Regions from separate parts of the Mus musculus genome. Here all the other regions are linked to region 1. A link is a loop called in an ENCODE intact Hi-C map of the cell type or tissue named here. Cell type or tissue: heart. All regions are shown on one strand.

Region 1 (8,000 bases):
GCACACCTTACTCTAGGAGCCCCGAGCTCCATCCCTTCCCTCTGATACTCACACTGCCCGGGTCACAGCAGGAGACTTCTCTATATCCTACTGTCTCTTTGGACCCAGTCTGGAGACACCCACCCACTGCAGCCTTGGATTTCAGACCCAGCTCCTGTGGGTTTGTCTGCTCTGCTGTGGCTGCTTCCTGCTTCCGCAACTGAGGTAACTGTCCTGGCAGATTGGCCTTGCTAGAACCCGGAAGGCTCTGAAGTAAAGCCGCAGCCCAGCGTGGGTTTTCTCCATCCGAAACAGAAGAAACACCACCACAGTGGACTAAGCTGCTTCTTGGGTTTGACACCTGCTCCTTAGGGGAGGATCCTGGATAGGCAGGTGTGCTCTAGGTGGGGACAGTTTTCTACTTAAGATGCCCCCTGCAGTCCCAGTCCTACTGAGACTGACTGAGGCTGGAGCCAATACTGGGCCGATGTAATTTTCTACTCCGCATTTGTCTTGAAGCTTGCTGCTCCTTAAAACCCACAGTTAGAGTCATACAAGGCATTTCTCTTGTCCCTTACAAGCCCGGCAAATAAGCTCTTTTGCCCTCACATTCTCTCTTGGAAGCACAAACATCCAGTCAGACACACTCCCGGACTAGTGTGAGATCCTGCGATCCTGGAAAGGAGCACCCTGGAATCATACGCACGTTTGGACACGTGCACATCGCGTCCCCATACTGACAGCAAGCTACACACACACACACACAGACACACACACACACACACACACACACACACACACACACACACACACACCACCTGTGCACACGCGTACACAGGGAAGACTCACAGGGCGGCAGACACAAAAGATCCAGGACACCAGTCCTTGCAATCCCTCCAACCACGTAGCTGCCAACCTATAGCCCTCCCTGCAATCGCTGGTCTCCTACGCATTGGCCCCAGCGCATCCCACAAGCAGAACACACTGGGCACTCCCGGGCCTCGCGCCTGGCTCAAGTTTCTCAGGACGCCTGTACCTTGGATATGCTGTTTGATGACATTCTCCAAGTGGTCCAGCCGCTCGATAATTTTCAGGGTGTCCCCTTTATCTTCCTCCAGCTTCTTGTCGGGCACTGGCTCCTGCCCCCGCACATACACGCTGGCGATGTAGTTGGTGACCCAGCCCACGTACAGCAGGCATATGATGTTGGTCATGCCGCTTAGGATCACGCAAGTGGACACCAAAGTTTTGGTCTTCCTGGTACACACCATTCTGGGGTCCTTCCTCCATATAGAGCACCCGGGGCCCCTCCTCGCTGTACACCCCAAACTCCCCCGCGCTCAACCCCCTTGGCACGTCTGGGGTCTCTGGGTGCGCCAGCACCTAAGTCTCTCCAAAGGCGGGTCTCCTGGCAGTGTGAGCTGCGGCGCACAACTTTGCAGCTCCGGCCGCTGGCCACCCTGAGAAAGAGCTCCACAAAGAAAACGAGGTGGGTCTAGATTTTTGTTTTGGGCTTTTCCCCCGCAAATTCAAAATCCCCGAGCTTTTCCCTAGGCGGTCACGGGTGGCCGGCAGTGGCGAGACGAGACCTGCAGGGCTGGGAAACTTTGTCACTGCCAGGGCCCAGCCGCGTTGCTTTCCATCTCCAGTGCTGGCTGCCTGGGAGATGCCACCAGCCCTCCGCTCGCCGCTCAGGAGAACCGCGGCTGTGGCTGCGACCAGAGGAGCGAAGCAGAGCGGCCCGGCCCCCTCCGAGCGACAAGCGCCGCCACCAATCGCGCTCTGGCTCTGGAAAAGGGTCGGGACTGGGCGGCTGCGGACCAACGAGGAGGGGCCAGGGGGCGGAGCCCCGCCCCGCGCCCCACCTGCTGGCAGCAGGCTCCGGTCCGGACACAGCTGAGTCTCCCGCGCCCTCGGGCCACCCTAGGGCCTGCAGATCAGGAACCTCCAGTCCCCGCCCAGGCCGGCAGATTCCACCTCTAGAGTAATTCCCCGCTCGCGCTCCCGCTAAGAAGCCCAAGCTTTGGGGACCAAGATGCTCCTATACCCTCACCTTCCCCAACTGAGGGCATTCTGCTTTTCCACCTGAAAAAACGGACTCCTCGCCTCCATCTCCTTTTTGATAATGGAGACTCAAACCATACAAGTGGCTAGGCCTCATAATGTCCACACCTTATGCTTCTTGAGCCTTTACTCTGCCTCTCTCTGTTGGTCTCCCGGGTGTCACCAAATGCCTTCCGGAAATCTCTAGGAGAGGCATAGTGAATAGTGAGGGTGTCTCTGCAATCGTTGGTCACATCTATGCACTATGCAGCTCCCTGGACGAATTCATGCTCTGGGAGCCGTTACTGCTTATGGATATCACTACACCCCACGTCTAAGGAAGCCTTATACGCAGTATTGGGACAAGAGGATGCAATTCTCCATGACTTGTATAATTCCCACACATTCAGTGTTCATGGCTATCAAGTGGTCGACAGAGCCTTTCTGGAGAGAGGATGTAGAAACACACACACACACACACACACACACAGAGAGAGAGAGAGAGAGAGAGAGGCTCCTGGGTTTGATGCTCCTGTATGTGTTAGTTACATGAGCTTGAGCAAGGGTCAGAACACCATAAGAGACATTTCCCCCATCTATCAAATATCAACAATACCTTCCTGCTTATAAGTATTAAATGAGAGGATATACCAAAAGGGCTTAGGACAGGACACACAGTGGGTGCCCAGGCTCCTGTGGTTATCATTCCAGGATGCAGTTCCTCCCTTCCCGGGTCCAAGAACACCACCTGGCTGCTCAGCAAACCTTGATTTTTCTATTGACCACTCTCAGCTCTTCTCCCCTACTGGAAGCTACAGAGTCTAAGGCTGTGGGCAGCAAGAAGGAGCTTGTCCTCTAGCTGGCTTGGTTCCACCTCATTGGCTTTCTGCTTGAATGTCTTTCTTTACCATCAGCAATTCAGCCACAGGGGCTGATAGAAGGAATGCTGCTGGGCCTGATTGCCCCACATACCCTCAGATTCCAACTCAAGATCCCCAAAACCTTGGTTAGAAACAGGGGCATGGGAGGGGTTTGTGTAGGCATTTACTCACCACCCTCTGCAGAATTACAAGGTCAAAGGCCCCAGTATCTCTGCAAGCTCCCTTTATAAATGGTTCTTGAACATAGATTCTTATCTTTGGCCCTCAGTTCAATTGTATTCAACTCAACAGGAACTCAGCAAGTTCCTGACATTTTGTCTAAATGACCAGTTGCCTGGGACACTTGCCCAGTTTGCTCTAGACCTATGGCTGCGGTGTAGGCTTCAGTCTCATCGGGGGCCTCTTTTCTAAGCATGGAGAGCTGTTCAGTCCAAGGAGGTTCTCGACTTTCCACTTATGTCACTCGTCTAACCCCAAGCGTCTTCCCACTTTGCCATTTAATAAGTCCTGCCGGGAGCTTCACTATCAGGCCCCTTGATGTGCATCAGAACTGAAAAATTCCTCAGATAGTCGATGTGAGCCAACTGATGCCAAGTGGTCCTTGAAACTTATTCTGAGAATCTGAAGCTACTGTCTCCTTCCACTCCTACCACGAGAGGTGACATGAGGACTGAAAGTCCTGGTGGCTTTGTCCTGTATAAACTGAATGTTGTACACTGAAGAAGCTACTGTCCCCTTGATGTGACTTGAGAGCAGTCTTTGGTGGGGAAGGGAGGGGTATTTTGTTTTCTGAGACAGACTCTCACTATGTAGCTCCGACTAAGCTAGAACTCTCTATGTAAACAAGTAGACAAGTCTGGACTTGATCCTATAAAGACCCACCTGCCTCTGCCTCTGTAGTAGGATTAAAGACACTTCCTGCTATGACTCACCTTTTATAGAGGTTCTTATCCTCATGTCCAGAGACACCGCTATGCCATCAATGCTAAGCCTTCTTCAAAGTGTCTTTGGTATCACCATTAAGAAAAGTGAATCTTCGTTTGGCCATCAATCCCTTACATTCTCGGCAGGAATAGACTCCTCAGAGAGAACTGACAGTGGCCACATGTGTCCACCAGATGGCAGCACTGTGTAAAGCCATGGGGCCAGAAGTGCCAAGAGAACTTGGGGGCTTAACAGGAAAAATAAACCCTGGTAGTGGAAGGCTTTAGTCTTGGTCTGGCATTATGGGAAGTAGGGTGGCAGGCACTCAAGGGAATGGAGACTGGTGGGTTGCAAAGCAAAAGTGGATAATCCATTCAGAAACAAAAGTCGTAGACGCCCAAGATTTGATGTTAGGAAGCCACAGCCCAAAAATGTAATTGACAGAAAAAGCATTCTGCTGAGAAAGGTTTATTTGGTGCCTCCCTTGTGCCAGGGTTAAGATTTGGACTAGGGAGCCAGGCAAATGCTCTCATTTACTAGCTGTGGAGTCTTGGGCAAGCTAACTAACTACTTGGTGCCTCAAGTCCTTCCATCTGCAAATGGGATAATAGTAACGTTACCTACATCATGGAGATATTATGAAACTTTAATTTGTATGAGGGGCACTGATGGCATTATCTAAGTATTGATTGTTACTACTCTCTCTGAGTATCCAAATGTCTGGAAGATAAATGAGAGGAAAAAATGACAATCTCTTAGAGGCAGCTTTCCTCTGAGAACAGAGGGTCCAGAAGTTACACACAAAGGACCCTTTCTTCCCTCCACCATCACCTTCCCAACAGAGCTGGTGTAACTAAACTCCTCAATGTACTCAAGTGCAGATTCTGCAGGAACCCTGCAACTAGGTCCGTCTGCCTCACATCTGTCGCTTAGTAATCCACTTCGGGTCATGTGACAGTAGCCTCTGCGCACAGGTACTCAGAGAGACTCATAGACCACATTCCCTTAATGGAGTGGACCAGTGAAGAAGCAGCTGCCTTACAGTAGGATAGGCTCCTAGCTGATGTCTTAGTATGAAAGAGAGATGCAAACGGATAATGGAGACATCAACTGCATCCTGATCCCGTGATTTTACCACTAGACAGCTCTGCTAGACAGGCTCCTCCTCCCTCAAGGAAATGTGGGCTCTTAGAACAAAGTAGCACTAGCCAAAAGAACACATATAAGCCAATCCAACAGAGGATAAAACTATCCAATGGGGAAAATGGACGAAGAACATGAGCAAACAGTGGAAGAGAGATCAGAACCAGCCAAGAACTAACCAGAGGATGATTAAGCTGGATAAGAATTAGAAACATTTTTCCAGATATGGCTGCCATAGTTCCCCTATCAGATTGACTTAAATATGTAATATTTTAAGTATTAACAAGAACATGTGGGAAATAAGTACTCAAATACGCCAATGAGCATACAACCAGAATGTCTTTTTGGAATGTATTGTTGATGATGCTCATGATCCTTTGACCTTGCACTCAGAGTGTGGTCCATCGGTCAGTCACAACACTGGCAAGCAATGCAGAATATTAGCTCCATCTCCCATTTACCAGTCAGAATCTGCATGTAAATGCTGCCTCCAGATGCTTCAGATACATCCTCCAAGAAGCCGAACGAGAGAGATGGAATCCACGGCTATCCTGGAGAAGGGTCTCTGGGCCTGCTGATGAAAGCTTGAAATCCCAGCTCCTTCAAAGGCTGAAGCAGGAGCCAAGGCTTGCCTGGACCACAGAATAAGTTCAGGGCCAGCCTGAACCCTGACAGGAAGTGAGGCTACTGTTAAAAGATGTAATTCAGTAGTAGGGATGTCTACCAAGCACTTACTCAGTTCATCCGTTTATTCTCTCTCTCTCTCTCTCTCTCTCTCTCTCTCTCTCTGTGTGTGTGTGTGTGTGTGTGTGTGTGTGTGTGTGTGTGTGTGTGTGTGCATGCACATATGTGTGTACGTGATGTATGCAGGTATTCATGGGAACCAGACAGGGAGTAAGATCCCCTGATGCTAGAGGTATAAGGGTTGTGAGCTGTCTGACATCTGTGCTGGAAACTGAACCAAGGTCCCCTGCAATAGCAGCAAGTGCTCTTAGCCACCGAGCCATCTCTCCATCCCACACATGAGAACAGTCTCACAGTGATGTTGATCAATGTGGTATCTTCACAGTGTTCATATCCATGAAAGCCACAGGCCTGGTTTTGAGTTCTGCTCCTGCCACACCCTAGCTATGGGAATGTTTGTGGGTGATTTATGTCTCATATCCCTACCCCCTCACCTGGAAGGTGTCATCTCCACTGATGGGATTGTTTGAAGATGATGTAAAGGAAAATGTGTAAGACTTGGCGCTCAGCTGTGCTAAGTATTCAACACATGCTAGTTCAGATCGTGCTCAGCATTTTTTACTTAATAATAAATGATGATAATTCACTCTCAGTCCATAATTATACATATTATATAACATACACATGCAACCCAGGAACTAAATGTATACTTCCAAATGTTTTATTCTGTGAAGGGATGCATAGACATTTTTCTATGCTATTTCTATAAGTAAAAATGAGTCAGGTTGATCTACAAGGTCTGGCTGTGTCTCATTAGGCCACCCAGACCTGCAGGCAGGGAAGCTGGCAAGGTCCTGACCACATGAGTCTCCTCTTGACCTTTATAGCAACTTGATGACCTTCTGCCCAGGCATCGAGGTTGCCACTTTGTGGTTAAGAGGACTGTATTAAATGTCAAGCATTAAAAGAATAAACATGGTAGAGGCCTCTGACTTTGAGCCTAGAGTACCTTCTACTGCAGTGATAGTTTATGGATAACCATCTTCCATGGAGAGATCAATAATTAGACTTACAAGTGACAGACACTGGAAGTATTGCTTTGGGAAAGAAAACTGGAAATGGGAAAGTGCCTAAGCCCTACTTGAACATTGCCTCCTGAACGAGGAAGAGCAAAGTGTGCTCTCTCTCTCTCTCTCTCTCTCTCTCTCTCTCTCTCTCTCTCTCTCTCTCTCTCTCACACACACACACACACACACACACACACACACACACACACACACGTTTTGAAAGTAACAGTCTGGTTGGACATGACATTTCTAGAGTCCCTCTACACAGATAGAACCAGAGGCCTCAGAGCAAGAGCAAGTGCCCTGGAACAGCCTGGAATGGAGCGTAGGAACGCAGGAAGGGTCATAGCTAAGCCATGAAATTCTCCATTAGAAAATACCTGGTGGCTACCTGGATGCCCAGGCATAAAGTCAGGAGGCCCCTTCAGCTTTACTCTACCCTGATCCCTCATTCTCAGCCTCAGAAATAGTGGGAGTCCCCTGTGAGGAATCGTAGGTGCCTGCCAGACATGAGGAGCAGTGGCCTTTTCCATACTGGTACACAGCAGCCTGGGACACCATCCGCCCATAGGCATGCTCCGGGTTGTATTGTCTGCCAGATGGCGAATAAAATATTCAACAGTCCCACCAACTTCTCTCAACAGCGAGGTGACTGGCTTGCTCGGGAACAGAGTGATTTCGGTGGAAAGCCCAAATTGCAAGTGGCAAGTAGCAGCTGGGAGGTAAGTCTGCAATCTGCTTCTGACAGAGCTAGAGCCCAGAGCTTGGGGCAGCTTGGGTTTGCAGCACGCTGAGATCCCCTCCTCCAGAGATGTGGAATATGTCATCAAAGGATTTGTCTAATTCTGGTTCCAAGACAAAACGACAGATGCACAAGAGCACAGACTGCTCAGAAGAGCAAGCCCAGCTAACATCGCCTCACCAGGTGCCTATGGATTCTTGGACGAGGCAGGACAGATTCATAGGGAACACTTCAATCAAAGTCCTGTCAGAGAGTCCAAACTCATAGAGGCCAGAAGACTCACCCAATGTCCACAGACTTCACTTGTAAATGTCATGAGGGGCCTGACCCGCTTCAGAATACAGTTATATTCTGCCCTCAAGTAGTTGAACAGATAGGAGTCCTTGTCACCCAACCTGATATCTCGAAAGGTCTCCACAGCTACGGAAGAAGGAGGCCCGCCATGTTGAACATGTGTGCATTAGAAAAGCTAACTCCCATCTCACCGATTTTCCTGCTATCAGATTGTACTTTAAAACCCAAACACGCAGATTTGTT
Region 2 (8,000 bases), 64 kb before region 1:
GTTTGTAGTCCTTCTTCTCTTCACAGCTCTATCACCTCAATCAGACTCAGGTCAATGCCAGGAATCAACAGAGCATCAGTGCCAAGTTAATGGATAAAGTAAAGCTGTCAGTACAGAAGGGCAAACTCCAGTGTTTGGTTTTCTTGTTAAAGCCAGAGAGGACTAGGGGTTTATCTCAGTTGGCAGAGTGCTAGCCTATGCACATAGCACTGGACTCAACCTCTAGCACTCAGGAAGTGGAGACAAGAAACTTAGAAGGTGAAGGTCAATCTTGGCTACATAGTATGTCTGAGGACAGCCTGGGCTACATGAGATCTTGCCTCAAAAAAAGAAAGGGAGGAAGGGAAGGAAGGGAAGGAAGGGAAGAAGGAAAGAAGGACAGGAGAGGGGAGGGGAGGGGAGGGGAGGGGAGGGGAGGGGAGGGGAGGGGAGGGGAGGGGAGGAGAGGAGAGGAGAGGAGAGGAGAGGAGAGGAGAGGAGAGGAGAGGAGAGGAGAGGAGAGGAGAGGAGAGGAGAGGAGCCATCTAAAGACTGGGATGACGCCACTCGCATTGTGGTTACACTAGACTTGTGCACTATGCATGCTGCACCCTGTATGTAGCCAACCCCACATCTGCTATCCCTCTCACTTCTATACAAGATGGCATTTGGGAGTAAAAGCTTTGAAATAGAAAATGTGAGCTTCTCACTGACTCCAACTCTACCTCAGTTGAATATTCTTTTTAACCTCAGTTTGTGGGTAGAAGTTTTGCCAAATGAGTGTAGACTATGTCACCAATACTGCATGACATCCATGGTCAGCAGCTTGTACTTAACAGTGACAACTGGGTGGCATCTCGAAGACCAAGAAGCAGTGGAACACATGCTTATCTGTAAAGAACAAACCCTTCATGGGGCATTGGTGTCCCCTCCATTATCTCAGGCTAATGGGCTGCTAATGCCAGCAGTTATGAATGACAGATATGCGTGCATGAAAGCTGAATCACCCCAGATGTTACAGCTGGCGCATTTTACAGCTTAAACAACATAAAGAAAACACTGCTTGACTTGTATTAATAGCAAATACACTTCTCTCCAACCTCAACAACTGCTGAGCACATGTTTCAAGAGTATCAGACTGAAGCGACACCGTGTCACTACTCTGCAGGAGGCCATAGGACTCTGAAGCATGCCAGGTTGTGTGTCTCTCCCAGATGTCAGGACCCCAGCAGTGGCAGCCCTTGGAGACTGTTCAGCCCAGCTGTTTGCAGGCTGTTTCCAGAAATTTCAGAAAGACACTAACATGCCAGCAGCATGCCTCCATGTCCCTGCTAACAAGGAGTGCCTCTGAACCCACACATCCCTCCACCCAGAAAGATACCACCTGTTTTGTTTTGGCAGTTCTATATTAGATTTAAAGAATGCAAATTCTTCAAAGGGTTACCTTGAGTTATCTTACGTGTAGTAATTATTTCTCCTAAGCACAGAGTGTATAAGCAGAGATTAGATTCCATGTTTGTCTCTGCCACTTACCAGCTCTGTGTCTTTGAGAAAATTACTTTACTGCTCTGTGCCTCTGTCTGTTTACCTAGAAAAAAATGAAGGTTAACAGTATCTACATCCAACAGTGGTATTGAGATTATACCAGTCAGTATTTGTGAGACACCGAGCAAGGTATTGCACATGCTAAGCAATACTATAGTAACTACTATCTCTGTTACTTTGTGTCTATACTACAGGGATGGGGGATGCAGGACCCAGAGCAACAGTAACTGTCTGAGGACAAATGGATGGTGGCTCCCATCCTTCAGTTCCAAGCACAACACAGGGTCACATTCACATCAGATGTCTGGCTCTAGTTAGTGACTACTCATCTACCATAGACATGTGCTGATGACAGTTGGCCCTGTACACTCACCTGAAATGTCCCTAAGTGTGATGGCATGAAGGAGAGAGAAGGTAACTGAGACTGAGGGATACATGTGGACCAGAAGCAGAGGTAGGATAGATATGGATCAGAGGCGGGGAGAAGAGGAATGTGGACCAAAGGTAGAAGGTGGGTGGATGTGGACCGGAGTCAGGGGATGGATGGTGTAGACCAACCCACATCACCACTTCTGAGCCAGGCTCCCTACACTGACACCCACTTTTTGCCATGTGTCTAGAAAACACACACCCATCCCGGCTTGCAGATGCTCACTGCATCCATGCATCACGATGCTTCCCAGACAAAAGCTGGTGATGTATCCTACAATCAGTGTGAACTTTCAACATGGTGTTTTTGTAAATCACCTCCGAAGAGTATTATTAAATCAATGATGAGTCTTACAAGTGGCAGCATATTAAAAATAGAGACGCGCCTTGTCATGGATGCAGTAGAAATTTACTTTTTTTCTAGAGTAAAACAAATGAGGGAAAATGGCTCGGTAATGCTGTTCAGTGCCTGTTGGCAAGCAGCTATGAGCATCATGCACATCCTTAGAGTCAGGTAGGGTGTGAGGGCTCTTCGGAGGGAACACCATCACCTCCAGGGTGGGGTCAGGTATGCCCTGGGCAGGCCGAGGCTTGTTCTTGGTTGGAGTCATTTAGCCTCAACACTCTTCTCGCCAGACTTTGGAGATGGAAAATTTCACGTAGCCTCAGTGTTTCCTGGCCAGCAGCTTCAGCAGTCTGGGCCTGAACACAGCTAGGCTAAGCAGGAGCTGGGTTTATCCAGCCACCCTGGCTCAAGATTACAGGCTCAAGGTCGGAAACAGTCCCACCTGTCTACTGATTCACAGGCTCAGCACCAGGCTCAGGGGAGAATTACATCCTCCAGGAGGAAGCCCCTGCAGCTCACATCATGACCCCACCGTCAAAGGCACTGACAAGCTCACTTTGGAATCTATAGAATTCTTCACCCTTGTCAGAGAGGTTTCAAGACAGGGCCTGAAAGCTCAGGCCTGCCTGGGCATGAGCTTCCCTGAGCCCCCTCAGCCTTACAGAGGCTCAGGAGGAGAGTGAAAGAGATGAGAAACAGTGAACACTAGGAACGCAGCCTGGCTATGCCCATCAGGTTCTCTTGCATGCCAGCTTAGACATGGCCCTTGCCTGGAAAAATCTATGCAGCTTTGAAAGATCAGTCCTCATCACTTCCACAAGGCCTTCTCTAACTAACCCTTCCTTCTCTCACCTAGTTGCCTCTGCTTCTGATATATATATATATGCATGCATGCATGCATACATACATACATACATACATACATACATACATACATACATACAGCGTGGGGCCTCATTTCTCCATCTGTTCTATGCCTCAAGCTGTAACTGTCAGCTTCTGTTCTCCGTGGGGATGAGGCTTCACAATAGCAGGGGCAATGGCAAGGCTACTGTGTTCCCATCCCCCAGAACAAATCCTAACACCAAGTGTCCATCTCCAGGTTTAATGCATGGAGAGAGCTGTATGGGATGGCATAGACTTCCAAAACATGGAAATTACTAGTTGGAAGCAGCTTTCAGGAATACATTCATAACATGCAAGAATTATTACAATTCTGTGCCCCTTCCACATCAGAGGCCTCAAGAGGGCTATGCCACTTAACTCACCAACTAGGACGAAACAGCTCAGAGGCTAGAGATAGACAGGCCTCCCTGAGAACAGGAGGCCCAGGTTCTCTGAACCTTGCCTATGGGAGAATCCTTTATCAGAACCCACAGGGAGTTTCTGGTCACACTCTGTCCACCCAGCTCTGAGTGGCCTTGTGTCCAGGCTCCATGGCAGGTGCTGCTGTGTAGGAAACCGGCCAGCTCACAACACGTTAAGCCCAGCAGCAGCAATTGCAGGCAGGCTATGCACCCACCCCACCTCCCTGCTTCCCCACCATGCTTTCCCCAAATGGCTCTCTGTCCTTCCCACCAAGAACAAGGTGGGATTGGCATAATGTGTCACAAGTCCTCCATTTGCAAGTTGAGTAAAGTCCGCAGCTAAACTGGCCAAGGTCTCACCTGACAAAAGCCGCTTGGTGGGCACGCCTGCCATGGAAAACTCATTTTATTTAACCTTTCCTTCGGTGATGGCCTTTTAACGAAAAAGTGACTTAAAGCTTACAGTGGAAAATACATTTGACTAGAATAATACATAACCCAAAGACCATTTGCCTTTGCTTATCAGTTCTTGGTTCATTCATCATCTTTATTAAAAATCCATGGAGAAGCGCAGCCTCCTAGTCCTGGGCACCTTTTCCAGAGAGGCGAGGAGGGAAGGGCGGGAGGAATGGGAAAAAGGGTCCCAGAGCAGGAACAGCCAACTCTTCTTCAGCAGCTCCAAAAAGAGTCTCTCTCCTCCTCCCACAGCCCCATCCAGCCAACTCATAATTCTACAACAGAAAAGTCACCCTCCCCACCCCACCCCCCAAAATGAAGCATCACGCTGAAGGCAAAGAAAGTGGTAGGAAATGATACAATTCTGATCAGAGTCCTGCAGAGCCAATGATAAGTGGTTACCCAGGGGCAAGTTATGTGTGCCTTATGATACTCAGTTATCCATTCTAAAAACTGGGTATAAATCTGACCTCATAGAACTATTTATCCCTACAGCTAGGAATAAATAAGAAAGCTAATATGGATGTCTGGTGGGGCCAGAAAAGAGTCCAATGTCTGGTAAAAGTGGGGTTTTCATTGATTCAGCCCCCAAAGTACACCGCCCTAGGAAAGCCTTTCTGGTCCAGCTCTCTCACAGAACTATGCAAAAAAAGAAAAAAAAATCCCTTCCCTAAAGCTTTCCAGAGGTCGTGGGTGTGGTGCTGCCTCTGGAAATTTCCAAGCAGCAAGGGAGAGGCACTGGTGGACAGAGCCAACTAGAGAGCAGCAGGCTATGGAGAAAGGGGAGGTGAGAACAGGATTCTGGGAAAGAGACAAACACACGGTACTGCCCGCCTTTCCACCTCCTGACACATGCATAAGAGGGAATCTATGAGAGGACCTCAGTGTTGCAGAGGAAAGCCACACCCTAGAGGCAAAGGACCTGCCCAGTGCCCCACAGTGAATGACTATGGAGCAAGCTCTGGCCAGGCCAACTAAGTGCCTCCATGAATATACTGTAACCCCTTCTTTTTCTCTTCTCTTCTCTTCTTTTCTCTTCTCTCCTCTCCTTTCCTTTCCTTTTCTTGCTTGTTTCTTTCTTTCTTTCTTTCCTTCTCTCTCTCTTTTTCTTTCCTTCCTTCTTTCTTTCCTTTCTCTCTCTCCCTACTTTTTCTTTCTTTGTGTTTTGTTTGACTGTTTATTTGTGACAGGGTCTCACACTGCAGCCCAGACTGGTCTTGAACTTACTACATAGCCTAGGTTTGCCTCAAACTCAAGGCAGATTATAGGACCAATATCTACATCTCACTTGTTAATGTTACCCTAGCAAAGAATCACAGAAAGTGTGTCTTAAACAATGGGAACTTATTGTCTCACAGTTCTGAAAGCTATAAACCCTAACCGACTGTGCCAGCAAGGGGGTAGGGGGTGGGGCCTGAGGAACCTGAGGGCTCTGCCAGAAGGATCCATCACCCTGCCCACACTTGTGGATTATATCTCTTTCCATTGTCTTCCCTCATCTTTTCTCCATGCATGTCTGTCTGTCAGGGGTTCCCCAGTCCCACTGTATTAGGGCCTTCCCTTGAGCACTCCTTTAATTTAACCTGTTCTAAAAATATTCCAGTCAGCTGAAGTAACAGGGTGAAAAATCCCATGAAATCCGTATAGAAGGATCCAGTTGATCCGCACCTCAACCTTAGACCCCTGACCGTCCAGTACACAAAACTGGGGCTTTGGGTCTTATTCACGAAACACTCACTATTGTTAAGAGCACTAAGCCAGGCTCTGCCCCTCACTAAAGCCAACCCTGTGGCATACGCCACAGTCCACTTCAGAGTTCTGGAGGTGGTCCCATGAGGGCTTCTGCAAGAAACAGAGTGAGTCTGGAGAGGACACAGTGTTCACTTATCATAAAATGCCACAGGGGGGAAAAGATCCACTTAAATCCATCTAAACATAAGTACACATTTTAATCCTTATTTTGGTGTTGGGCATCTGCAGCCTGACTGAAGCCATTTTTCCCCAGTCTTGTGCAAGAAAGTGGCAGAGTAAATGTGAGCCCATCTGAGGCTGTGTGTAGAAACTGAGTGCTACACAGATCTGAAGGGAGAAGGCAGGACTTCCGGGTTTCCTGTAAGAGCCTCTCTCCATGAGAGAGATTCCCCTGTTATTGGGGCCTCAGCTTCAGCTACAAACAAGACTGCCCTATTAAATGCCTGGGTTCATGTTGCCTGGTTCAAATTCGCTCTTTACTCTGTACCACCCTGCATCTGGGGACTCAGCCGCCCCTGACTTTGTTGATGCTCAGCCTCTTCAGCTCAGCCTGCAGTCTCTTCCCCCAGAAGCATTGCTGCATTTGTCTAAATAAGGCCCCCTTGGCAGAAGCCCAGGCGGGAGCTGGGAAGCCAGCCCTGCTGCCTCCTCACAGCTACCCCAAAGCTGCTTCCAGCCACCATGGGAAAGGCCCCAAGTAGTTCCCAACTTGTGCGCCTGACACTGGAGCTGCAGAGAGATCTGAACGCTCAGATGGAGCTGGCATTAACCTTAACACAGCTCTCTGCAGGCACAAAGCCACAGCATCTGACATTGTGTATCTTCCACAAGGAAAGAAACTGTGGCGGGGTGGGGGCCTGGGTGAGGGAGATCATTCCTAGTGTGAGGTTGAGGTTAGAGCCTAAAAGGACACAAACCCAGGCCTCCCAGGCCAAGTCTAACACCCCTCCACCCGGCCGGGCCTCCCTAACACCACACTTTTGTGGAAACTATTCTGAGAACTCAAAGCCACTCTTTTCTATCCAGGCCTATAAATATCTAGAGAGAGGGAGATGAGATGAGAAAGCAGACATCCTTTCCCAGGATTTGGGAGCTAACTTTTTTTTTTTATGCAAAGCTCCCAAAAGTATTTTGAGTTCTGAAAGGCAGAAACTGTAAAGAGGATTTTAGGGGGAGCCAAGGCAGTGCCACTCATGACACATGAGATATCCTGGCCACCATGGCTGCTGCCAATGACCTGAAAGCCAAGAAGGAAGTCCCAGGTTCCAGAGCTGATGAAGGCCCAAGCCTACCGCCTGTACTGGCTCACCTCCTGTAGCAGCCCCTTGGGGTTACAGTGTCACACTGTTAATCCAATGTTACAGCTGGAGAAACTTGAACACAGAGGGAGGGGCTTGTCCAAGGCCACTGAGCCTGTAAGCTTTCACCCCAAAATGTGCAACCCCAAATTCCAGCTTTGTGGCCACTCCTCACTGCCTCTAGTGAACTGGTTGACTCTCCACCCAGCTCCTGGGTAAACAGGCATTTTCCTGTGAACTAGCACTGGAAATCCGAGGACAGCCCTGGAACCCACCCTACATCCACAGAAGGCGGTCTAAGGAGGCCGGAAGCGTGGAGCTAAAGCAAACTCCCACAGCTCTACCGCCCGCACACCTTTTTCTTCTGAGTTTCCTATTCTTCCCTGTGGCCCTCTATGCACCCTCTGCCTTGCTCTAGGGCTGCAAGAGGCAGTGCCTAAATGCAAGCCCAAAAGTTGCCACTGCTTAGCAGAGTATCGCAAGAGCCCTGAGTCCAGAACAAACTGGTTGCTAGTCAGGTTGTTGGAAATTGGATGCCAGTTTTTCTATGCAAAGTGTCCTGGCCCAGCCCAGACAGCACTTATCCAGAATGAGCTCAGCTGTATCTGCTTCAGGCTGCCCACTGCTCGTAGGCACTAGCCATGTGTAACTACTAAGTTAAAGGAGTTAATTAAATTAAAAAGTTGGATCAGCCACCGTCTGAGGGTTCATAAGCGGCATGTGTCTACCAGATTTGAGCTAACCACTACAGATGAGACATTCCCTTTTGTTGAAGAAGAACCTTGGCTTCTTTGGACAGCCCTGATGTGGACCCTGACACAGAACTACTACCACACTGTACAGGACAACGCACGCATTCCCACAGAGGGAAAATCCAGGTCCCCTGTT
Region 3 (8,000 bases), 530 kb before region 1:
TGCCAGGGAGATGGCTCATCGGGCGAAAGCTCTTGGCACAGAAGCAAGAGGAACTGAGTTTGAATATTTGGAATCTGTATAAAAAGCCAGGCATGACTGTACAAGTGTCTGTAATCCCGGCGCTTCGGTGGGGAAATGAAATCAGGAGACAGGAGAATCCCTAGGCTAGCAGGCTGAAGCACACAACATAAAAAAACAACAAAGAGATCTTGCCTCACTAATAAGGTAGTCACCGGAGTCTGACACCCAAGGTTGTCCTCTGACTGCCTGTATTCACACAGACATGCCTGTATGCATGTCTGTATTCACACATACAAAGTGCAGGTATATGCACATGCCCACATTCACATATTGTATACAAACACATGTACCACATACAAAGATAAGTTAAAAAAAACCATGTTTATGAATTAAGAGAGGAGGTCTACATGCCCCAGTCTGAGAGATGTGGGCGTGAAGGGCTGTTGACGTAGCTGCCTGCTTGCTATGGGGTAGGGGGTGGAGGTGACAGGCAAACTGTTGGAGAATGGCTGGCCAGTTCCTCCTCCTTCTCAAAGTTGACTTATTCTCAGACTTACTGGGGAAACTTAGGCAACTCAAATACTCATTTGACTTCTGATATTCAGCTATTGTCTTGCCATAGCTTTAAGTTGTCACATCTTTCTTATGGCAACGGTTGGCTGCCATGCTGAGGGCTAGCCACAGGCTGAGGTCTCATGTAGGGGAATCAGGTAACATTTTGTCCAGATAGATTGGAAACCCTAGTCTGAAACTTGTGCTATTTGTTTTTTTTTTTTGATTACATGTGTGTTTATAGCCAGAGGAACTTCAGATATTTCTGGCTCAGGAGAAGTGCATAGATTTTTCAGTAACAAAGGATCTTTTTGGAGTAAGGAAGGAACTGTGACCAGGAAACTGTCCAAAGAAGCCTCAGGAACCTGTATTCCTGCTTGCCATTGACAGGCCGATGAAAAGAACTTTATTTCTCTGTGATTGGCAGTGGTACTGCCTGAATCCAAGGACACATTCTTGTTGTCAATAATATCTTATTGTGGCCTCCGAATCCCTTGGGGTCCAGTGTGACATAGCCACAGCTCTCTGTGGAGGCATTTTTCTGAGGTGGCATCCCTGAACTCAACCTCAAAGTCTTGGTGACGGGCTAGCTCACTTGCATATCACACTTTGCCATCTTTGGCCAGTTTGTCAACAGCTCTTCCAACTCAAGGTGGAGTTTCTCTCAATTCCTAGGTGCAGTCCTCCATAGCCCTGCCAGCTTCAAGAGTCCAAGTACCAAACCCCAGTGGGTACTTCATCTGAGCCCTGCCCCAGGGCTGCTCTCAACCTTGTGCATGTCATAATTGACCCATCTACCTCCACTCCCTAAAGATTTTATTTTTAAATTATGTGTACATGCGACTGACTCTGTGTGAGTATGTGCACATGAGTGCAGGTGCTCTCAGAAGCCAGAAGGGGGCATCACATCCCTTGGAGCTTGAGTTTCAGGTGATTGCGAGCCATTTGAGATAGGCTTTGGGAAATGAACTTGAGTCCTTTGGAAGAGAAATGTGTGCTCTTAACTTCTGACCCATCTTTCCAGCCCCTCTACTCGTACTCTTGAGCCTATTCATTACATTTTCATAATTTCAAGTATATTTTAGGATCAAGAGTGATGTAAATGAACAAATGTGAGCATATATATAGTAATAGCAGGGTGTGTACAGAATTAGAAATCAGCTGTGCAATTAAACAGCCCAGGGGCTTAACTCTGTCTTGTCATTTAGTAGCTCCATGACCTCAGACAAATTATTACATTTCTCAAAGATATTGTTATCTGCAAAATACAGACCATAATAATATCTACTTCATAATCTCTTGATGGGATCATTCTGTCTGACACATGCTTGATGTTCAACAAATGGTAATTTAGTTGGCATGCTATGAATATACCTGTTATAAGGCATAGCAAAACCACCAAGTCAAATGGCTTATAATATTCCTAGGAGCTAAAAAAGCCAGCTATGGTGGCACATGTGCTTGGAATCCCAGAAAAGGGATGGAAACCAACAGACCCCTGGGTTGACAAGCATAATCTACTGGGCAAGTTCCAGGCTACTGAGAGACCCTATCTAAAAAGAAGGAAAAGTGGGGGCTTGAGAGAGGGCTCACTGGTTAGACCATGCTTAATGCTTTTGCAGATGACCTACATTTAGTTCCTAGCACCAACACCAGGCAGTTCACACCTACCTGTAACTCTGGCTCCTGTACTTTATTTTGGCCTCCATGAGCATCCACACACATATGGCATTTGCTACAGACACAGGCACATTCATGTTAAAAGAAAAGTGGCCAGTGCTTGAGGAATGATATTTGGAGTCGACTTCTGCCTTGTACGTGCACACATGTGTGGGGACACTCCCTCACCCCAGCACAGTTGTCCCCATGTCCAGTGAAGACTTACTTTGGTTCTGGTTTGAGAGTTCTTGGTTGTTGGTCCTTTCACATTGAGCCTATAACTCAGACAGAACACCAGAACAGCATGGCTGGGGCTGTAACTAGCAGAGCTGCTCATAACTTGATGGGCAGGAAGCAAAGAGATGGGGAAGGACCAAGTCCTAAGATCAGTTAAGAGTGGACTCTAGAGGCTCTGCCAGTGCCTCACAAATACAGAAGTGGATGCTCACAGCCATCCATTGGATGGAGCACAGGGTCCCCAATGAAGGAGCTAGAGAAAGTACCCAAGGAGCTGAAGGGATTTGCAGTCCCATAGGAGGAACAACAATATGAACTAACCAGTACAACCAGAGCTCCCTGGGATTAAACCACCAACCAAAGAGTACACATGGTAGGACTCATGGCTCTAGCTGCATATGTAGCAGAGGATGGCCTAGTTGGTCATCAATGGGAGGAGAGGACCTTGGTCCTGTGAAGGTTCTATGCCCCAATATAGGAGAATGCCAGGGCCAGGAAGGGGGAGTGGGTGGGTTGGTGAGCGGGGGTGGGGGGGGTGGGGGTGGAGGTGGGGATGGATAGAGGATTTTTGGAGGGGAAACCAGGAAAGGGAACAACATTTGAAATGTAAATAAAGTAAATATCTAAAAAAAAAAAAAGAGTGGACTCTAGAGAGGTCATCTCCTCTTATAGGTTCCATCACCTCCCACTAGTACTACAGATTGATGACCAAGCCATGCCATTAGCACATGGCTTTTTTTGGAGGGCGCACATTTAAGATTCAAGTCACAGCATGTGATTACTCTAGAACTTGCATTCCAAAACCAGGCAGTGCCTCAACAAACTGAGACAGGAGGGTGGCAGGTTCAGTTTTTTTTTTTTATCTTTCATAGCAATGGTGACAGACAGCAAGGTGAGGTCAGAGAGACACCAGGCCACCTTTCCTTCCCTACATCTGCAGTGTGCTCTCCAAGCAGAATCCACACATCATTCTATCCTTTGCCTTCTCCTTTCTGAGTCAGTACATAAATAGATGACTTCTGGAGCTTCAGGGAAGCCCAGATCCACACATTAGGCAGGAAGTTATGTGCTTTCTTTCCCGGATAACTGTCCATAATGCATTCAAGCCCAGAAAGAAAGGATGTCAGAATTTGTTCAAAATCCATCAATCGGACCATTTTCTCAATGACAAACAGATGGCTCCTTTGAGTTATTCAGAGGGAGAACATTCTTTTCCTTTTGTTCATCTCAGTTTTTATGGTTTAAAAGAATTAGTGTTTAATCCCAATTCTAAAATTGTTAATTAGTTTGTATTTGCCTCACTAAATCTGTTAAATAGATTTTTATCGCTTCAGCTCTGTCTCCCTGGCAGCATCTGGTGTCAAGTTTGCAGAAATAATGTGGGTCTGAAAGAAAAAAAAAATCCAAACCCAAACCCAGAGGTTAAACCATCAGGATGACAGATGTGACAGCATTAAAGAGAAATACATCACCCTAAAGCCTTTATTCCCATATATTTTGGGATCAACCTAAACAAGAACCACCATTCTCTGTTCCATTTCACTCCCCAGGAGCGCTGTGGCCCAGGTCCTGTTTGATTTATGTATGCTGTTAGACACTGATGAGGGCTGCCAGGGAGCCCTCAGCCCTTCCCAGATACAGGCTTGGCAAAAGCAGGAGGATATTTCTGTTACCCTCTTACCCCAACCCTTATCCTCCACGTTCAATTCAATGATCTGTAAGAACTAAGCCATGCAGGCAAAGCTCGCCAACAGGCAGGGGGCAGCAGAGAGCAGCGCAGCTAATGGAAGGCAGTGTCCAAGTAACAGCTTTGTGCCCAAACCACTGTGTTGCAACATAATCAAAGATAGCTCATAATCTGGGCTCAGAGGTTAACAGCCTGTCTTAGATACTCCCCCCGCCCAGAGGATTTGAGTTTGGTTTCTGTGATAGTTTGTATATGCTCAGCCCAGGGAGTGGCACTATTAGGAGGTATGGCCTTGTTGAAGTAGGTATGTCACTGTAGGAGAGGATTTTAAGACTATCATCCTAGCTGCCTGGAAGCAAGTTGTCCACTAGCAGCCTTCAGATGAAGATGTAGAACTCTCAGCTCCTCCTGCACCATGCCTGCCTGGATGCTGCCATGCTCCCACCTTGATGATAATGGACTAAATCTTTGAACCTGTAAGCCAGCCCCAATTAAATGTTGTCCTTATAAGAGTTGCCTTGGTCATGGTGTCTGTTCACAGCAGTAAAACCCTGACTAAGGCAGTGCCCAGCATCCATATCAGGCTCCAGGATAAGGATTCAGTGCCTCCCTCACCCCCACAATTAAAAACAATAGTTGGTGATTTAATTCTAAGAATGAGAGTAACAAACAAAAGCTGCCCGGTAGCCAGTTTCTCTGTGGTAGACACAGAACTGTTCACAAATCCCCAGAACCTGTTACCTCGCATGGCAGAGGGCTTTAAAGGTGTAATTTAGTTAAACATGGGAGATGCAGAGGCCCTAAATACAACCAGGAATTTCTTTAGAAGAGAGAGCAGAGGGAGATGAGAAGATGGAAGAGAAGGCAACAAGATGTTGGAAGCAGTTTGACACAAAGTGAAGATGAAAGAAGAAGCCACAAGTCAAGACATACGTACATGGATGCTAGAAGCTGAAAACAATTGTTCTCCCTAGAGTCAGAGAGTACTGCTAGCCTTTGACTTTAGCCTAATTAAACAAAACTTTCATTATTGACTACCAGAACTGACGGAGAATACAGTTTTATATCACACTGCTTTGTCATAGCAGCCATCAGGAACTAATGCCACGTCTTTCTCTTGCATGGGACAATAGTCCTCTATCCCAGCACTAGAAAGTATTTTTCAGGGGTAAACTCAGGTGGCAGAGATGAGCATGATGAATTCATATCGTTCAGGGTAGGAATGGACTTCAAGCTCTAAGCAGACGTAGGTCTGACTTTCCTGCCCTGGAAGGTTGGAGAAGAACATTTCTGAACATCTTAGACCAAAAATAATAGAAGAGTCAGGAGTTCTCTGCATAAATATCTGCATAATCAACATATTTACATAAGTATTAAGAGGAGGTGAGAGTAAGGTGGAGCCCGCAAGTCAGAGGAGGTGGAGAAGGGAGTCAGTGAGAAGAAGGTGAATGGGGAAGAGGGCAAAGGAGCTGCCTCTCAGGCAGAGCCCAGCTCTGGCGAGTCAGGAGCCACTGTCCCCATGTTGTTCAAATCAACACTGACGTTCTTTATCGGACACATGCGGCTTCTAGGTAGAATTTCATTTTAGCAAGTTTCAAGAAGTTTCTCTAGGATAGCTTAATTTTCTGTGTGTGTCTTTAAAAAAATATTTTTATTTATTGCATCCTGACCATGTCTTTCCTCTCTTCTTTCCTCCTAGTCCCTACCCCACCTTCCTTTCCCCCAGATTCACCCTTCCTCTGCTTCCCTTCAGAAAAGAACAGGCCTCCCAGGGATATCAACCAAACATGCATATCAAGTTGTAAAAAGGTTGTTAACTCCTCTCATATTAAGCTAGAGCAGGCAGCCCAGAAGGAGAAAAAGGGTCCTAAAAGCATTCAAAACGTCAAAGACAGCCCCTGCTCCTACTGTTAAATGTCCCACAAGAACACCAGGCTACACAATCATAACATATATGCAGAGCGCCTAGTCAGACTCATGTAGGCTCCCTGGCTGTCAGTTCAGTCTCTGTGAGCCCCATAAACCCAGGTTAATTGATCCTGTGGGTTTTCTTGTGGTATTTTTGACCCCACTGGCTCCCAAAATCCTTCTTCCTCTCTTTGGCATGATTCTTTTTAACTCTGCCTAATATTTGGCTATAGGTCTCTGCATCTGCTCCCATCAGTTGCTTGATGAAGCCTCTGTGATGACAATTATGTCAGGCTCCATCCAGCACAATTCTTTACATACCTTGAGAAAAAAAATCATGGTCCTCATTGTAAAACCACTGAATTTGATAGAAGAGAAAGAGGGGAATAGCCTTGAACACATTGGCATAGGAGACAACTTCCTGAACAGACCACTTACAGTGGAGGTACTATAATCAGCAGTAAATAAATGAGACCTCATAACACCCAAAAGTTTCTGTAAGGCAAAGAACACTATCAATAGGACAAAGCAGCAGCTCACAGAATGGAAAAAGATCTTCATCAACTCCACATCTGACAGAGGGCTAATATCCAAAATATGTAAAGAACTCAAGAAATTAGAAATAAATAATTCAATTAAAAATGGGATAGATATCTAAACAGAGAATTTGCAACAGAAGAATTTCAAATGGTCAAGAAGCACTTAAAGAAGTGTTCAACATCCCTGCTATCATGGGGATGCCAATCAAAATGGCTGGATCCTCTTCTCTCCACCCCATCCTCAACTCCCAGCCTTGGGGTGGCCATCGTGTGTGAACACACCCAGCCCAGCTCTTTTCCGTAACTTCTGAAGATCAAAACACAGGTGCTTTGCCAACTGAGCCAACTCCCCAGTCTTAGGGAGAATTAGTTTTGCTATAATTTTGAAAGAACACCAAAAAATTTGGAATAGTAATGCCCCAAACCCCTCCTTTATAACAGAACACTCTCATTTTGTATTATTGTAAGCTCTCTTTTCTTTAAGTATAAACAATTTACATTTGCATCCTCGCTCCTGGTTTCTAAGTATGCCAGTACATATTTTATAGGAGCAGGACATTTGTCATCAACCACAGTACAGGCATCAAAGCTGAGCAAACTGAATGCAGCCATCAGTACATAGTCCAAGTCCAAATTTTGCCAACTATCTTTCTGGTTTATTTATCTCCTGGACCAAGACTTTTGAGGCAGAGTTTCAGCATGTTGCTTTGGTTATCCTGGAACTTACAATGTAGAGCAGGCTAGCTTTGAATGTACAGAAATCACTCTGCCTCTGCCTCCCAAGTGCTGGGATTAAAGGCCTTCTACACTATGGAGGTGTTTCTTCAGGTTTTAAATGCCTCATTTCATAAAAGATGAAACAAGATCCTCCTTTTTCTATGCCAATTACTTTTTTGATAATTATTAGTAAGATAACATTGATAGCTGAGAAAGCCTTATTGATGCAAAGGAAGATAAGGATTTGTTTTGTCTCAGAGTATTGAATCTGCATATTAAATGTTAATAAAATTTATTTTTAAAGTATTTATTTTGGTGTGTGTGTGCATGTGTGTGTGTGTGCATGTGTGTGCATGTGCGTGTGTGTGCTTGCAGCAGTTCACATGTATCATGTGCATGCAGGTACCCACGTAGGCCGAAAGAGGGCAGGTGTTGGATTCCCTGGATTTTTAGTAACAGGCAATTGTGAGCCACCCCATACGAGTGATGGGATCCAAACCTGGCTCCTCTGCAATAACATCAGCATGGGCTCAACCACCGAGCCATCTCTGCAGCCCCCAACAAACTTTATAAAATAACTAAAATATTTATAAACAGATCCACTTAAAAAAATTACTTCCCCAGGCTGGCGAGATGGCTCAGAGGGTAAAAGCACTGACTACTCTTTCGAAGGTCCTGAA

Evidence for each region. Hi-C counts contacts between places; a loop is a spot of excess contacts. Peaks named below come from ENCODE experiments on the same cell type or tissue, not always from the same donor. Only the 100,000 strongest peaks of a DNase experiment are listed, where the experiment ranks them.
Region 2: a loop joins it to region 1, with 3 times the contacts of the local background. A loop is called at or near these places in 9 of 42 quality-filtered maps.
Region 3: a loop joins it to region 1, with 3 times the contacts of the local background. A loop is called at or near these places in 10 of 42 quality-filtered maps.

Annotation. Positions count from the first base shown.
Region 1 is chr7:111,778,298-111,786,297 of GRCm38, forward strand. Galnt18 (polypeptide N-acetylgalactosaminyltransferase 18) reads right to left here and starts at 1,680. Exons shown (of 11, transcript NM_001360903.1): 1 at 1,016-1,680. The coding sequence starts at 1,250. In heart, CTCF peaks have their summits at 1,852 and 4,019 (motif pointing right); DNase peaks (open chromatin) are centred at 1,784, 3,164 and 4,004; H3K4me3 peaks cover 2,312 bases; H3K27ac peaks cover 1,340 bases; H3K27me3 peaks cover 2,698 bases.
Region 2 is chr7:111,714,257-111,722,256 of GRCm38, forward strand. The region is part of intron 1 of Galnt18 (polypeptide N-acetylgalactosaminyltransferase 18); the gene reads right to left. Among named protein-coding and RNA genes, the nearest start is that of Galnt18, 62 kb to the right of the region's middle. In heart, no CTCF peak of the experiment used is centred here; DNase peaks (open chromatin) are centred at 4,855, 6,435 and 7,295; H3K27ac peaks cover 2,558 bases.
Region 3 is chr7:111,245,613-111,253,612 of GRCm38, forward strand. No RefSeq gene overlaps it. Among named protein-coding and RNA genes, the nearest start is that of Gm33145, 36 kb to the right of the region's middle. In heart, a CTCF peak has its summit at 4,228; a DNase peak (open chromatin) is centred at 4,209.